Regions from separate parts of the Homo sapiens genome. Here region 2 is linked to region 1. The links are chromatin loops, found by intact Hi-C in ENCODE. Cell type or tissue: ovary. All regions are shown on one strand. Each heading gives the region's core, and the rest is flanking DNA. Links, peaks and the distances in the headings are about the cores only.

Region 1 (8,284 bases), core at 1,108-6,107:
AATTTTGGATAGGAAGATTTTAAATACTGCCAGACTCTGACTCCCTCTTCCCCCCATTGGGAAGGTTTTGAGTTTGCATAAAAACGTGACACATTTTTCTAAGCACTGTTCCTCTTTAAATGTGAAATTCTCTATTTCGAGGAAAAATTAATCCATATGTTTCTAATTTAGAACACCATCAAAATGTTCTTTTGCGAGGGTGGTTTTCTTGTCCAAGAATCTTTACAAGCCCTTTTACAAATCTTGCCTTTGATTTTTGAAATGGGATATCATATTTCATGATTATTATTTTAAACAATCTTACTTAGATGTGTTAGTACCAGATGTAGAACTATTCTTACATTTCTCCAGGTTCTGACTGGCAGGTACAACCTTTTATCTCCTCGTGAAACTGCTTTAGTTTGCATGTGCCATTTCAGGCAATTGGCAAAGTTTTTATTAAGTGCTTACTTCCCATAGAGGACTCTTGTGGAACTACAGTAAAACTCAGTACTGTTGATATTAGCAAAGAGAGAAAGGAAGCCCCTGAGATGTAGCTCAAAGTGTATGTAGGTGAGATAATTCCACAATATGCTGAATGTGATGTCTCACCTCTGCTTTTCATTAGCTGCATATTTCATGTCCTAATACTCTTTTTTAAAGAAAAGTTCCCTGGAGCCTTGTTAATATTAGTCTTTGGCTTGAAAAAGTAGTTTCTTATTTTACTTTATATAGATTTTATGATAATTAAAATGAATTGAATGTGAAGTTATTAAAAGCAGTCTGGAAACCTTTTAGGAAGTTTTAATAGTGTATCTTTTGAGCCCTTACTGTATAGAATTTAAAATTTTGCCTTTTATTTTATTTTTTACTCAGCTGGCATATTGTATAGTACAGTTTCTGGAGAAAGATCCTTCACTCACAGAACCAGTAAGTCTTTTTTCCATAATTTCAAAAACTTAAGAAAAATTACCTTTCCCAGAAGTATATATGAAAAAGTTAAATGCCATTTGTTTTTCTCCTTTTCATTTTAGGTTATTAGGGGGTTAATGAAATTTTGGCCTAAAACATGTAGTCAAAAAGAGGTAAGTGCTTACTGTCAGAGAGTGTTCATAGCTTACTGAATATTTTGCTGAGTGCCAAGGATTGGGCTAAGCATGTATAAAACCGCATCATCAGGGCTGGGCGCAGTGGCTCATGCCTGTAATCCCAGCACTTTGGGAGGCCGAGGCGGGCAGATCACCTGAGGTCGGGAGTTCGAGACCAGCCTGACCAACATGGAGAAACCCTATCTCTACTAAAAATACAAAATTAGCCAGGCGTGGTGGCGCATGCCTGTAGTCCCAGCTACCCGGGAGGCTGAGGCAGGAGAATCGCTTGAACCCGGGAGGCAGAAGTTTGCAGTGAGCCGAGATGGTGCCATTGCACTCCAGCCTGGGCAACAAGAGTGAACTCTGTCTCAAAAACAAAACAAAACAAAACAAAACAAAACAAAACAAAGCAAAACTGCATCATCTCATTTAAACCTCATTGTAACTCTATAAGGCAGGGCTGTCAGAACTCTTGTTTTACTAGTTATGAAACTGTAGAGAGGTTAAATAGCCTGCCCCAGTACACTAAGTAAGTACAGATGATTAGGCCAGAACTCGCCTCCTTGACTCCTAAACCCTGTCTTTTTATTCACTGTGCTCTTCAGCCTCGCTAAGCCCAGGCCAGGCCCCAATCAGGTGTCCAGTTGTCTAGCTTTGTTGATGTTCCCTTCCGAGTGGCCCCCTTCATAATATGAAGGTTTTGCTGTCACTGTACATAGACGCTAGAGCAGCCTGCCCAAATACTCATTTTAAAGCATGGTATAGGTGGATCTTGCTGTGTCATCTTAGAATAGACAACAGACCTTTAGTTTCAGCCATTCACAAATGACCCTGGGGGGTTCAGGCCTACAATCATTTGTACCTTTGCTGAGAATTCACCAGGCATGTGCTACTTTGTGAGGTTGTTATGGGGTAGTGCATGAGTTTCTTAGCTGGAGTTGAGCCTAACTGAGCACCAGATCTGCAGCCATTCTTCTGGAAGGTTAGCAACCATGTGGAAAATGGCTCAGAAAAAAAGATCAGCTGTTAGTTTTATATTTGGTTAAAACTTTGGGAGAAATTCCATATACATATTAACAAATGGCAAGGGTCTACTATATTTTACTTTTAGCAGAAACGCCTTCCTTCTCAAATCAGCTTCAATTCTCCAAACTCTATTTTAATTTCAGAAAGTCATTTAATTTCTTAAAATCTGTTAGATAAAATTGAACTGTGCATTGCTACCCAGATACATCTCAAAATATGAAGGCATTGTTATTTTTCATATTTTGATTGCTCACTTTATTTTTTCAAAGTAATTATTTTTTCATAGCTAAATACGTAAACTGGTTTTTATTTATCTGTCATTTTCCCATTATATTTAAAACAATTGACTCTACTGCAGATTTGGCTCCATATTGTGATCTAAAAACTCTGTTTCTTGCGGCACCCGGTGCTGAGTTCACAAGATTCACTGTGCTTTGTAGAGAGCAAGCGTGTGTGTGTGTGTGTGTGTGTGTGTGTGTGTGTGTGTGTCGAGAATGCGTCAGTGCATGCTTATGGGTTTGAAGTGGCACCTGCATGTGAGTGAGTCTGCTCATTTGTGTTTCTTGAACTTTTTGTTGTATTAATGAGTGCGTTCTAGAGCATTGAGCATGTAGCAGGGGCTGTACGTATTTGGCAAATAACCACATTTGAACTTTTGCCTCTTCCATTTAGGAGGGCCACCTTCTCATTGTTTTTTTTAAAAAAAAAAGTGTTGTGGAAAGAGAGCTGGATTACTAATAATAGAGAGGAAGGCCCTACGGGGTCAGTTTTGCTTCTCAGGGGCCGGTGCAGTGTGTGAGTGTCCCTCGTTCTATGTAATATATATACCAAGTAGAGTATTTTTTCCAAGTACGTAGAATTTTTCCAAGTACCCTATGGTGAATTCTTTGTGGAACGAACATCTTCTAACATGGGATAATGACTGGTTCATGTATGTTTGGTTTTATGTGTAAATTTTTCTTAAAATAATCCAAACTCTCATTAATCCTCCTTGTTCTTATGGATTTTTTTTCATGATGTGCCTCACATCTTGTATTTTGCTTGTACTTACAGGTCATGTTCCTTGGGGAACTGGAAGAAATATTGGATGTGATTGAACCTTCACAATTTGTTAAAATCCAAGAACCTTTGTTTAAACAAATCGCCAAGTGTGTATCTAGCCCCCATTTTCAGGTTAGTAGTAAAGAGGACATGAGCCAGGGAGCATGAGTTATTTTGGTTAAATTTTATTTGTTTCAAAAGCAATGTAATGGACCCTAGCTACCTATTGTTTATTTGCTATCCCCTCACATGATGATAATTTTAATAGTGGCCAGCTTATCTTGAGCACTTGCTGCCTAACAGCCACAGTAATGGTGCTTTCTCTCCAGTAACTTTAATTCTCCTAACACCCTGCAAGGAGGGCATTATGTTTTTTTTTTAAAGACATACAGATGTGAACACTGAAGCTCAAAGTGGTCAAAAGTATTTCAGATAATTTCTAAATAAGTGGGCTGGTGAGGTTTCTCTAGTGTGTAAGAGAGAATGCTAAATAATGTTTAAGAGGAAAAGGAGAAAACCTAATATTCCTTACTATGCTAGATACTTTAGGTACATTATTTATAAATGTCCCATTATCCTCTGAAGCTTTTCTAGATGAAAAAAAAAAAAAAATGAGGCTTGGAGAACAATTTACTATAGGTCCCAAGTTAATAGAGAGTAGAGTCAAATTTTGATCTTTGGTGTAGCTGCTTGCTAAAGCCGGTGACCTTCCCATAGCACTGCTCTGCCTCCTCGTGGCCACTCGGGGCAACACTTTTCTTTCTTGGGGCCATGGCTGCAGTGCTGTGGAACCCACACAGGAGGGAAGAAGGGTAAACTGGGGGAGCACACGTTAGGTTTGATTCTTTGGCTGTCTCACCTAAGGCCCGTTTCATAAACCTAGACTGTGCCTATTGATTGGAAGAGATTGTTCAGACTGTGGTTCTTAGCGCAGAACCAGACCTCTAACGGTGTCATTTGATGGCGGACTTTTTCCCTAAGCTGTCAACTATGCTGTATAGTTAGAGACACTAGCTGCTGCTGTTGTTTTGATTTCTGACCAAAAGACATGTTAATATGTTAAAGCAGTGACTTTATGGCAGTCTAGCAGTTGTACCGCAAAGCAAGAAAAAAGAAGATAGAAATCATGACAAGCCTGAATAAAAATGGAAAAATTACAGAACAGTATATAGATATTTTGATACCACTCAGGGCCTTTAGTGCTCACACATCTGGATTGTTTACCTTATTTTTTTCAGTTTTCAGCAGGATGTTTGGCATTATGGAGGTCAAGGAACAAGTATTTTTTTAAAAATGAGCATCATCGGCTGGGCGCAGTGGCTCATGCCTGTGATCCCAGCACTTTGGGAGGCTGAGGCGGGTGGATCATGAGGTCAGGAGTTTGCGACCAGCCTGGCCACCATGGTGAAACCCTGTCTCTATTAAAAATACAAAAATTAGCTGGACGTGGTGGCGGGCGCCTGTAATCCCAACTACTCGGGAAGCTGAGGCAGGAGAATCGCTTGAAACTGGAAGGCAGAGATTGCAGTGAGCTGAGATCATGCCATTGTACTCCAGCCTGGGCAACAAGAGCGAAACTCCATCTAAAAAACAAAAAAAGAAAGAAAAAAGAAAGGAGAAAAAAAAAAAAAGAGCATCACCAGAAAGGCCTAAGCGTTACTCAGAAGCTTAGAAAAGAGAGGCCATGTCTTTGTCAGCTTGGGCTGCCATAACAAGACTGGCGACTTAAACGACATTTATTTTCTCACAGCCCTGGAGGCCAGAAGTTTGAGATCAGGATGACAGCATGGTTGGTTTCTGGTGAGATCCTGCTTTCTGGCATGCAGATGGCCTTCTTCTTGCTGTATGCTCACGTGGCCTTTCCTGGCATGTGCATACAGAGAGAGGCAATCTCACTCTCTTCCTCTTCTTATAAGGCCCCTGTATTATCTGGTTAGGACCCCACCCTTATGAGCTCATGTAACCTTAATTACCTCCTAAAAGTCTTGTGTCCAAATATAGTCACGTTGGGGATTAGGACTTCAACATATGAATTGTGGAGGGGACACAATTCAATTTGTCGAAGAAAGAAAAAAGGATTTTAAATTATTTGGCAGAAGTAAAATTGAGAACAAAGGGAAGAGGCTCTTATTTATTAAGTGTTCATTAATAAATGTTTGCTGGTTCATCCACAAACATTTATTAATGAATTTGCTGGTTCATCCATTTATTGAGTGGCCGCCTTATGTAGCCAGACACTTATCATTGCTTGCTTCAGGTATGGCATTAAGATCTGAGGTCTGCACGCTGGTGACACTGCCTCTGTGTGTGCAGAAGGACAGTGGATCCCAGGAAAGTAGTGGCTCTGTCCTGTTGTCAGACACAGTAATTTTTAACTTTGCATAAACAATACCTTTCCTCTTTAAGGGGCTGGATACATACTTTTATTAGTGGGTTTACATATTAAAATGGATATATAAGAGATTAAGGAAGTTGTTAGAGTTAAATGGCAGGTAAATATTGGATTCTGGAGGAATGTCCAAAGAGACCACGGGAGGATGCCAGTAAAGAAGGAGGCACCTAGGATTTTCCTCTAACCAGTTAGAATGTTCAGAACAGCCTCATTCTTACTCCTTTTTTTCTCCCTCTCCTTGCCTCCTGCTTTATCTGTGTCAGTTACGTCATTTGCTTTGATGATTCCCAAACACATTGTCCTCGTCCATGCCTCTGTCCTCCTTTCCTTAATGCCCTCTACCTGGAATGCCCTTTCCTTCATCCTTCGAAGCCGAGCTTAAATGCCACTTGCCTATGTTACATTTCTTTCTTCTTTTTTTTTTTTTTGAGATGGAGTCTTGCTGTGTTGCCCAGGCTGCAGTGCAGTGGTACAGTCACAGTTCACTGCAGCATCTGCCTCCCGGGTTCAAGCGATTCTTGTGCCTCAGCCTCCCGAGTAGCTGGGACCACAGGCATGCCCCACCATGCCCAGCTAATTTTTATGTTTTTAGTAGAGATGGGGGTTTTACCATGTTGGCCAGACTGGTCTCGAACTCCTGACCTCAAATGATCCACCCACCTTGGCCTCCCAAAGTGCTGAGATTACAGGCATGAGCCACCACACCCAGCCCCACCTATGTTACATTTCTGCCACCCTTCTGTTTCCCAAGTCATCTGGATTGTTGATTCTGCTCTTTTCCCCTCCTTCCCCTGACACTTTATTCATATATCTGATATAGCATCTGTCACAGTTTACATTGGATAGGCTTGTAGATGCCCCTTCTCCCACCAGTGTGCGAACTCTTTAGGGATAACAGAGTAAAGAGGTTAAGAATAGAGACTTTGGAATCTGCCACTTACTAGCCATGTGACCTTGAGCCAATGGCTTCTCTGAGTCTCAGATTCTTCATCCACAAAATAGAAAAGTAATGGTACCAACTCTGTTGGTTGTGAGGAAATGAGATATTATATATGTGGGACACTTAGCACAGTGCCTGGCATATAGTGAACATGCAGTAATGATTGTTTTCTTTGTACTCTCAGGGTCTGGTGCCTAATGAGTCTCAGGGTTTTGTTTTGTTTTTTGAACCAAGCTGAATAATGTAAATGGAAAAATTCTGTTTTCTCAGTGTCTTTCGGTAGATACATCTTATACCATTTTGTTCTCTTCTAAAACAGGGCTTCTTAATCTGTATAAATGAAGGAAGCCACCCCTTTTTCCCTTTTCCCCTGTAACTACCCTTTTTAGAGATTTTAGGTTTTGTTTTTGAGATGTTCTTTTGAATTCATGAAATCCAAGATGAGCCAATCAGGCCCAGCAGACCAAATTAGAGCCAGTTGATAGCATGGTGGGCAGAGAAAAGGGATCTAAGAGAGCAGAGAGGGTAGGTGCAGCCAGTGTCCCTGAGACCAGAAACTGAGCAGACATCTCCTGGCTTGCACAGGAAGGGACCAGAAACAAACTCTGGAAGAAGCCCTAGAAATGAGGCCCCAGTCTTTACCATATTGTCAGTGTAACCTTGCCTACATTACTCAGTCTCCCTGAGTCTCTGTGTCCTCACCTGTAAAATGAGCACAATGGTATCTCCTTCTGGGATGGTGGTAAGGATGATACATTCTACTTGCTGTGTAGGCACAGTGCCTGCCCATAGGAGGTACTTAGTAAATATTGGCCGCTCTACAGGGATGAGCAACTGTGGGTGTTCCTCAGTAGCTGTGACTGAATGCTAACCATATGCTGGGCCCTGGGTTCGATCTAAGTGTGTGTGATGAAAAACATAAGAAAGGGGACCAGTGAGATGTGCTAAAGTGATGTCAGGAAAGTGTGGAATCAGATGACATGGGCAGAATTAGAGAAGAATATAAATTAACAGGAAAACTTCTTTTCCTTCCCTGAGTCGATGAACCACTTGAACCACTCTGGACTTTTTTTTTGGTGGGAGGAGAAGACACGGTCTTGCTCTGTCACCCAAGCTGGAGTTCAGTGGCATGATCTCCACTCACTGCAACCTCCGCCTCCCAGGCTCAAGCAGTCCTCCCACCTCAGCCTCCCAAGTAGGTGGGACTATAGGCACATGCCACCAATCCCGGCTAATTTTTGTGTTTTTGTAGAGGCGAGGTCTCCCCATGTTGCCCAGGCTGGTCTCAGACTCTTGGGCTCAAGTGATCTGCCTGCCTTGGCCTCCCAAAGTGCTGGGATTACAGGTGTGAGCCACCGTGCCTGGCCCACTTTGGAATTTTCCAAGAGATTAAAAATCCACAAACATTTAAAATGTGGGCCAGGCACGGTGGTTCACGCCTGTAATCCCAACACTTTTGGGAGGCTGAGGTGGGCGGATCACGAGGTCAGGAGATCGAGACCATCCTGGCCAATGTGGTGAAACCCCGCCTCTACTAAAAATACAAACATTAGCTAGGCATAGTGGCATGTGCCTGTAATCCCAGTTACTCGGGAGGCTGAGGCAGGAGAATCGCTTGAACCCGAGAGGCGGAGGTTGCAGAGAGCCGAGATCGCGCCACTAGCGAGACTCCCATCTCAAAAAATATATATATATTAAAATGTGATTAATATTTAATTTTACCTCTAATTGAATGATTTACAAATAGCCTTTTGAAATACTTTTGTTTGGAAAGATTTATAATTTTGTTTTATCTTTGTCTTTTTCTCTCTCTTA
Region 2 (8,284 bases), core at 2,166-7,165, 230 kb before region 1:
CACCTGCCGACCGTTGGTGCTCTTTCCACAGCGTAAGGCTTGGCAGAAGTAGGGAGGCATTCGCTCCATGATTTTTAAAAATACGCACACATAAAATATCTCTGTTCTAGACCCACATTTCATTGTTAACTTGACCTAGACCCACATTTCATTGTTAACTTGACTGGCTAAAAAGACTCCAGGTTAGGGATAATTTTGACTCAGAATTTTCAAGGCATTATTCCTTTTTTCCCCGAGGGTTGCTATTGAGAAGTCTGATGCCGTTAAGATTCTTCAGATTTTTTATGAGACCCCTTTTCTCCGTGGACACTTGTAGAATCTTTCCTTTATCCCCAGCATTATGACATTTCAAGATAATGTGGCTTGGTATGGCTTTCTTTTGCTATCCTTTTTGCTGAAGACTCAGGTTTTTTTTGTTTGTTTGTTTGTTTTTTTCTTTTCTATTTTTCTTTCTGGACTTTTCATTTTTAGGATGTTTGACTTAGATTGATTGATCAATCCTCTGATTTCATTCTTTCTCTTTCTTCTTCTACTTTAGTTGGGAGTATTCCTTAACCATATCTTTTAGCTCTTCTGTGTATTTTGTATTTCTGCTTTCTTATTCTTAATTTCCAAGAATTCTTTCCTGTTGTCTGAATGTTCTTCTTTGTTAAAATACGCCTACAAGCCAGGCACACTGCCTCCTGCTTATAATCCCAGCACTTTGGGAGGCTGAGGCAGGCAGATTGCTTGAGTCCAGGAGTTTGAGACCAGCCTGGGCAACATGGCAAAACCCCATCTCTTATAGAAATACAAAAATTAGCCAGGCATGGTGGCACATACCTGTAGTCTCAGCTACTTGGTAGGCTGAGGCCAGAGGATCATTTGATCCTGGGATGCTGACATTGTAGTGAGGCAAGATTGTGCCATTGTACTCCAGCCTGGGTGACAGAGAGTGAGACCCTGTCTCTCTCTAACACACACACACACCCCTCTAAAAATATGGAATGTTTCACAAACTGGTATGTCATTCTTGTGCAGGGGTCATGCTAATCTGTATCGTACCAATTTTAGTATATATGCTGCAGAAGCGAGCACCATGGTTTTATTTTTAAATGTATGCATCTGAGCATAATCACCACCTAGAATTCTTGTTCTGTTTCTCAGTTTCTATCTCCCCCCAAAATAAGTAGTATTCTTACTTCTACCATTATAGATTTGTTTTGCCTTTTTTAAAACTTTGTATAAATGAAATCCTGTAGTACCTTTTTGTGTCAGGCATCTAACCAATTCTGAGATTCATCCACATTGTTGCATGTACCAGTTGCATGTTTTTTATTGCTATGTAGAATTCTAGGCCAGGCGCAGTGGCTCATGCCTGCAATACCAGCATTTTGGGAGGCCGAAGTGGGCGGATCACTTGATGCCAGGGGTTTGAGACCAGCCTGGCCAACATAGTGAAACCTCGTCTCGACTAAAACTACAAAAATTAGCTGGGCGTGGTGGTGGGTGCCTGTAACTCCAGCAGTTTGTGAGGCTGAGGCAGGAGTATCGCTTGAACCTGGGAGGTTACAGTGAGCCGAGATCATTCCACTGCACTGCAGCCTGGGTTACAATGCAAAACTTGGTCTCAAAAAAACAACAAAAAAAGAGAATTCTATTGTATTAACATACCACAGTTTATCAGTAAGGCCTGTATAAGCAACTGGATAATTATCAAATTGTCCAGTTAATCATCTTATCTTAAAAGCTTGTAATTAGGCCAGGCACAGTGGCGCATTCCCATAATCCCAGCACTTTGGGAGGCTGAGGTTGGTAGATCACCTGAGGTCAGGAGTTTGCAACCAGCCTGACTAACATGGTGAAACCCCATCTCTACTAAATACAAAAAATATATAGCCAGACATGGTGGTGCATGCCTGTAATCCGAGCTCCTTGGGAGGCTTGAGACAGAATCGCTTGTACCTGGGAGGTGGAGGTTGTAGTGAGCCGAGATCGCGCCATTGTGCTCCAGCCTGGGCAACAAGAGCAAAACTCTGTCTCAAAAAAAAAAAAAAAAAAAAGCTTGTAATTAAAGTATTAATAATATACCAACAACATATTTACCTTGCTGCTTAAGCCAGAAACCTAGGAATCTTTTTTTTTTTGAGACAAGAATCATTTTTGACTGCCCTTCTCTCACACCACTTGCAGTTTTACCAGAAAATTCTTTCATATTTGTGACCTACATCCAGCCACTTCTGTTAGAACTCTTTCTCAGAACTTTGCACAAACCTCTAAACTAACTACTTATACTCTTGCCCTTTAGTCTGTTCTCCAGGCAGCAGCCCAAGGAACCCATTCTCAGTGTCTCTTACCTGCTCTCAGCCTACAGTGGCTTTCTTTCTCACTTGAGAATAAAATTCAAAGTTCTTACCATGACCGATGGAGCTCTCCTCTGGCTCCAGTTACCTCTTTAGCCTCATTTTCTACACCCTTCTTTCTTTCTCTGACTTTAGCTGCACTGGCCTACTTGTTGTTTCTCTCTGCCTAGGCAGCTCTTGCTCCATGTAATCCACTCCCTTGCCTCCCTCATTTTGTCCTGGTCTCAGCTCAAATGTCACCTCATGGGGGAAGTTTCCTTTAATGATTGAATAGAAATGGCTTTTCCTGCCTCATTTTTCTTGCCTTACCCTATGTTGTTATTTTTTATAACACTCCTCACTATTTTTATTATTATAATTAGTTATTGGGCTGTATTTCCACCTATCTCCTTCTATCCTGTCCTGCATGAAGAAAGGGACTTCATGACTGTTCTTTGCTGAATTTGTTATGTTCTAGGCCTGTCATGTCATAACCTTTCCAGAATTGTTTTTTTTCTTTGGTTTGGTTTTGGTATTGAGACAGAGTCTCACTGTCACCCAGGCGGGAGTGCAGTGGCGCAATCACAGCTCAACTTGCAGCTGCAACCTCCCTGGGCTCAGGTGCTTCTCCCGCCTCAGCATCTCAAGTAGCTGAGACTACCACCAGGCCACCACGCCCTGTACATTTAGCTCTAAAATACAAAAATTAGCTAAATTTTGTAGAGACGGAGTTTAGCCATGTTGCCTAAGCTGGTCTCAAACTCCTGGGCTCAAACAATCCACCCTCCTCAGGCTCCCAAAGTGCTAGCATTATAGGTGTGAGCCACTGCACCTGGCCAAGAATTGTTTTTGTATTCTTTTTTTTTTTTTTTTTAAAGACAGGGTCTTGCTCTGTCGCCAAGGCTGGAGTGCAGTGGCACCATCTCAGCTCACTGCAACCTCTGCCTCTGAGGTTCAAGTGATTCTCCTGCCTCAGCCGCCTGAGTAGCTGGGAGTACAGACACACACTACCACACCTGGCTAATTTTTGTATTTTTAGTAGGGACAGGTTTCGCCATGTTGGCCAGGCTGGTCTTGAACTCCTGTCCTCATGATCTGCCTGCCTCGGCCTGCCAAAGTGCTGGGACTACAGGCATGAGCCACTGGGCCCGGCTGTTTTTGAATTCTTGAGTAGGGTAATTCTTAAGAACTTTAGAGCAGATTTAATGTTGTTAGAGCTTATCAGTTTCTAACTATAATGTATCCAAGATTTAAGTAGCTGGCTCTTAGATAATGTTAACATCATTCTGTAACAGGATATGGTTCTTTTTGTTTTTCCTCATTTTTTTTGCAGTTATTAAAGATAGCATTTGCTTAATTCTTAAAAGCGTCTTTTCAAAATTAGAAAATGAAGAAATAGTAAACATGTAGTACCAATTCAAGAATTAGATTATTCCGAATTGCTTCTAACTGTTCCAAATTAAGACATCTGGTGACTTAGGGAAATTTGGTTTCTCTGTTTGGTTAACCAGCTGGTTGTTCTGGAAAGGAAAAAGGCAGTTAATTGTTCTTGTTGAAAGATTCTGGGCATTTGTGGAATTACCGTAAAGGGTGACGTTTGGATGCAAGATTTACATGCAAAACTGGACATCTCAGGATGTTATTGAGGAAAATGTTTTTGTTTTTAAAAAGATGCTTTGAATGTTATATCTGGAACCTGCAGCATAATCTCACACTGCATGAGAAAGTATGTGTCATTTCCTCCCAGTCCTCCCCCTTTTCCTTAGTAACAGATTCCTGTACTTTAAAAATTGTGCTTTTCCTGAGAATTTTAATGTATTTAATGCATGGGATGCCATATGTTGCTGCAACCACTATCTTGGACGTTTATGTGAATAAGAATACCATATTCAGACTAGCTAAGCAGGATTAATTTACAGAGACATTGTCTTAGTCATTAATGAATGTGAAATTTAAAATTATATTAGAGTTGTAGCAGATGTCAGTTTAGCATACCTTCCACTAAATATTCAGCAGTTCTTCTGAATTTAAAACAAATGGCTCTTTGGCAAATTGTCTTAGAGCTAATTCTGTGTTAGTTTAAAACATACACATACATTTCTCTAAATTATAAATGTTTTCTGGAAACGATTCTCCTGAAATTAAACCAGTGTATGCTTTTTATCCCAAGGTATTGTTTCCTCTAGGACATACTGGTAACGCATATGTGTGATTGTTCCTATTTTACTCTTCCCTCTTTCTCTGAAATGTTAATAACCAGATTGTTAAGATTCTCCTGTGCAGTTTTGCTTTAGATAAGCTGACATCAGATATGTGTAATATAGCCAGGTGTGGTGACATGTGCCTGTGGTCCCATCTGCTTGGGAGGCTGAGGTAGGTGGGAGAATTGCTTGAGCCAGGGAGGTCAAGGCTGCCGTGAGCTGTGATTGCACCACTGCACTCCAGCCTGGGCCACAGAGTGAGACCCTGTCTCAAAAAAAAAAAAAAGAAAAAAAGAAAAGAAAGGATATGCCTGATAAATATTAAGCTACTTGAATGTCTCGTATAAAGCTTTTGTGGCTGCCAGTAGATTTTTCAGGTTTGCCCCTGGCCTTGTCACTTTACACATTAGCAGCTACTGCTTCCATGTGGCTCTGCTAATACTCCCCCCTTAAAAAGATTAATATGCTACATGCTTATATAGAGACAGTATAGTATAGGAATTAATAGCATGGGCTCTGGAATAAGAATGCCTGAATTCAGAAACTAGATTTACTGCATATTAGCTGTGCTTTTCTCATCAGTAAAATGGATATACTAGTACTTTGGGATTGTCATGAGGTTGTCATCATCATTAAAATTTCAGTAATAGGCTGGGCGTGGTGGTTCATGCCTATAATCCCAGCGCTTTGGGAGGCCAAAGCAGGAGGATTGCTTACATACAGGAGTTCAAGTATGTGAGACCGTGTTTGTATTAAAAAAAAAAAAAAAAAAAAAAGATGTTTAAAAATTTCAGCAGTGGCCGAGTGCAGTGGCTCACACCTCTAATCCCAGCACTTTGGGAGGCCAAGGTGGGTGGATCACAAGGTCATGAGTTCAAAACCAGCCTGGCCAAGATGTTGAAACCCCATCTCTACTAAAAATACAAAAATTAGCTGGGATGGTGGTGGGCACCTGCAATCCTAGCCACTCGGGAGGCTGAGGCAGAGAATTGCTTGAATCCAGGAGGTGGAGGTTGCAGTGAGCCGAGATCACGCCACTGCACTCCAGTCTGGGCAACGGAGTGAGACTCTTGTCTCAAAAAAAAAAAAAAAAATTCAGCAGTATAAAAAAGAGCTGGAATACACAAAAAATAAATAGTATGAAAGAAATGACTAAAATTTAGGTATTTTAATACAAGAGCTTCTGGCTCTTGAAATTTACTTTAAGTTTTTTAAAACAATGAATAACATTAAGAGGTTGGAATCATTGTGTTTTGGAGTTTTTTGGGTTTTTTTCTCACTTGTCCCCTAAGAAGTTACAGGATGCCACCTCTGCAAGCAGATTTGGAGTTTTAAAACTACATGTTTCAGATCTGTTCACCGCTGATTGACTGATGCAGCCAAATGTAGGTTTTCCTGATCAGCAGATAGCCTTTCATCTGGTGATTGGTAGGCTGCGACTCCTTTCATTTTATGGCTATACCATCCTGTAGGACCAAGGAGTCTTCTCCATCGAGCCAGCAGATGAGCAAAGAAAAGGTGGAGAAAACCCATTACCTCTTAATCCTACCCTAACTGTAGCATAAATTGCTTCCACTGGCAAAAACTAATGACATACTGGGGCTGACACAGTCCTTGCTGGGGGACCTGGAATCTGTCCTTTCATCTGAGATCCCATTGAATGTCCTATACCAAATCCCATTCCAACAAGTCCCAGGTATATTCCACTCTTACGGGCTGCTTCTCATTTCCCAAACTGAGCCTGGAGACATTAGAAAATAGCCCTACCAACTCTTCATTCCTTTGCTGAGCTCCTGCAGTAGTAAGTAGGAGTACTTACTACTTTCGAGAGATTTTTTGAGGTTGCCTACCAACTCCCTCAGTTTGCTTCTTTCCAAATTTGGGAGTATTCGTGAGAATTCTTGAAACTTGGCTAGGCATGGTGGCTCTTGCTTGTTGGGATTACAACACTTTGGGGCACTTTGGGAGGCCGAGGCGGATGGATCACCTGAGGTCAGGAGTTTGAGACTAGCCTGGCCAACATGGCGAAACCCGGTCTCTACAAAAAATACAAAATTAGTCGGGCATGGTGGTGCACCCCTGTAATCCCAGCTACTTAGGAGGCTGAAGCAGGATAATCGCTTGAACCCGGGAGGCAGAGGTTGCAGTGAGCAGAGATCCCACCACTACACTCTAGCCCGGGAGGCAGAGGTTGCAGTGAGCAGAGATCCCACCACTACACTCTAGCCCGGGCGACAGAGGAGATTCCGTCTCAAAAAAAAAAAAAAACTTGAAATTTTATTTTTACCTTTCCTTAGTACTGCTTTGGGGAAGGGGATATTGGCATATGGAAAGAGATTCTGTTGGCTCTGCTGTATAATTTCCAGTTTATTATGAAGCTAGATTAGGGACGTGACTAGGGCAGAGATTGTTGGTGGTAGTCCTGATTGGCCTGCTAGAATCATCTCAGGTCTAGAGATGAGTTTGACCGAAGGGCTTTTCAGCATTGGGACATTCCTAGTGTGTTAGTACCAGAAATATTTTTCTGTCTAGAACTATAAACATCAATGATATGTTAAAAATTTTTTGTTGGCCAGGCACGGTGGCTCATGTCTGTAATCCCAGCACTTTGGGAGGCTGAGGTGGGCGGATCACTTGAGCTCAAGAGTTCGAGACCAGCCTGGGCAACATGGTGAAACCCCATCTCTACTAAAAATACAAAAAATTAGCCTGACGTGGTGGTGCACGTCTATAATCCCAGCTACTCGGGAGGCTGAGTCAGGAGAGTTGCTTGAACCCAGGAGGCAGAGGTTGCAGTGAGCCGAGATTGCACCACAGCACTCTAGCCTGGGGGACAGAGCCAGACCCTGTCTCAAAAAATAAAAATAAATAAAAATTTAAAAAAAATTTTTTTTTGGGGGGGATAATGTTAGGTTTACAGAAAAGTTGCAAAAATAGTACAGAGTTCCTGTATACCCTTCACCCAGCCTCCCTAATGTTAACATAACCATGGAACATTTGTCAAAACTAAGAAATTAACATTGGAATAATACTATTAACTAAGAAATTAACATTGGAATAATACTATTAACTAAATGACAGACTTTATTTGGATTTCACCAGGTCTTCCATGAATGTCCTTTTACTAGTCCAGGATCTAATCAAGGATACCATATTGAATTTCATCATCACATCATCATGATCTCCCCCAATCTGTGATGATTTGTTGGTCTTTCTTTCTTTTTCATGATCTTAAAGCTTTTTTTTTTTTTTTTTTTTTTTTGCGACAGGGCCTGGCTCTGTTGCCCAAGCTGGAGTGCAGTGACGCAATCTTGTCTACCGCAACCTCCGCCTCCTGGGTTCAAGTGATTCTCATGCCTCAGCCTTCTTAGTAGCTGGGACTACAAGTGTGTGCCACCACTCCCGGCTAATTTTTGTGTTTTTAGTAGAGATGGGGTTTCAGCACGTTGGCCAGGCTGGTCTCAAACTCTTGGCCTCAAGATCTGCCTGTCTCAGCCTCCCCGAGTGCTAGGATTGCAGGCATGAGCCACTGTGCCTGGTATGATCTTGAAACTTTTGAAGAGTACTGGCCAAGTATTTGTAGAATATCCCTCAAATTAGCCAGGCACAGTGGCTCATGCCTATAACCCCAGCACTTTGGGAGGCCAAGGCGGGCGAATTACAAGGTCAGGAGTTCGAGACCAGCCTGGCCAACATGGTGAAACCCCATCTGTACTAGAAATACAAAAATTAGCCAGGTGTGGTGGTGCATACCTGTAATCT

Evidence for each region. A loop is a pair of places that touch in the nucleus more often than their neighbours do. Peaks named below come from ENCODE experiments on the same cell type or tissue, not always from the same donor. Only the 100,000 strongest peaks of a DNase experiment are listed, where the experiment ranks them.
Region 2: a loop joins it to region 1, with 2.4 times the contacts of the local background. A loop is called at or near these places in 10 of 110 quality-filtered maps.

What each region holds. Positions count from the first base shown.
Region 1 is chr14:63,384,597-63,392,880 of GRCh38, reverse strand. PPP2R5E (protein phosphatase 2 regulatory subunit B'epsilon) reads left to right here. Exons shown (of 14, transcript NM_006246.5): 9 at 856-909; 10 at 1,014-1,064; 11 at 3,150-3,269. Among named protein-coding and RNA genes, the nearest start is that of GPHB5, 70 kb to the right of the region's middle. In ovary, for the core only: a CTCF peak has its summit at 3,881 (motif pointing left); a DNase peak (open chromatin) is centred at 3,870.
Region 2 is chr14:63,610,836-63,619,119 of GRCh38, reverse strand. The region is part of intron 2 of WDR89 (WD repeat domain 89); the gene reads left to right. It also overlaps the pseudogene RNU6-597P. Among named protein-coding and RNA genes, the nearest start is that of WDR89, 27 kb to the left of the region's middle. In ovary, for the core only: no CTCF peak of the experiment used is centred there; no DNase peak of the experiment used is centred there.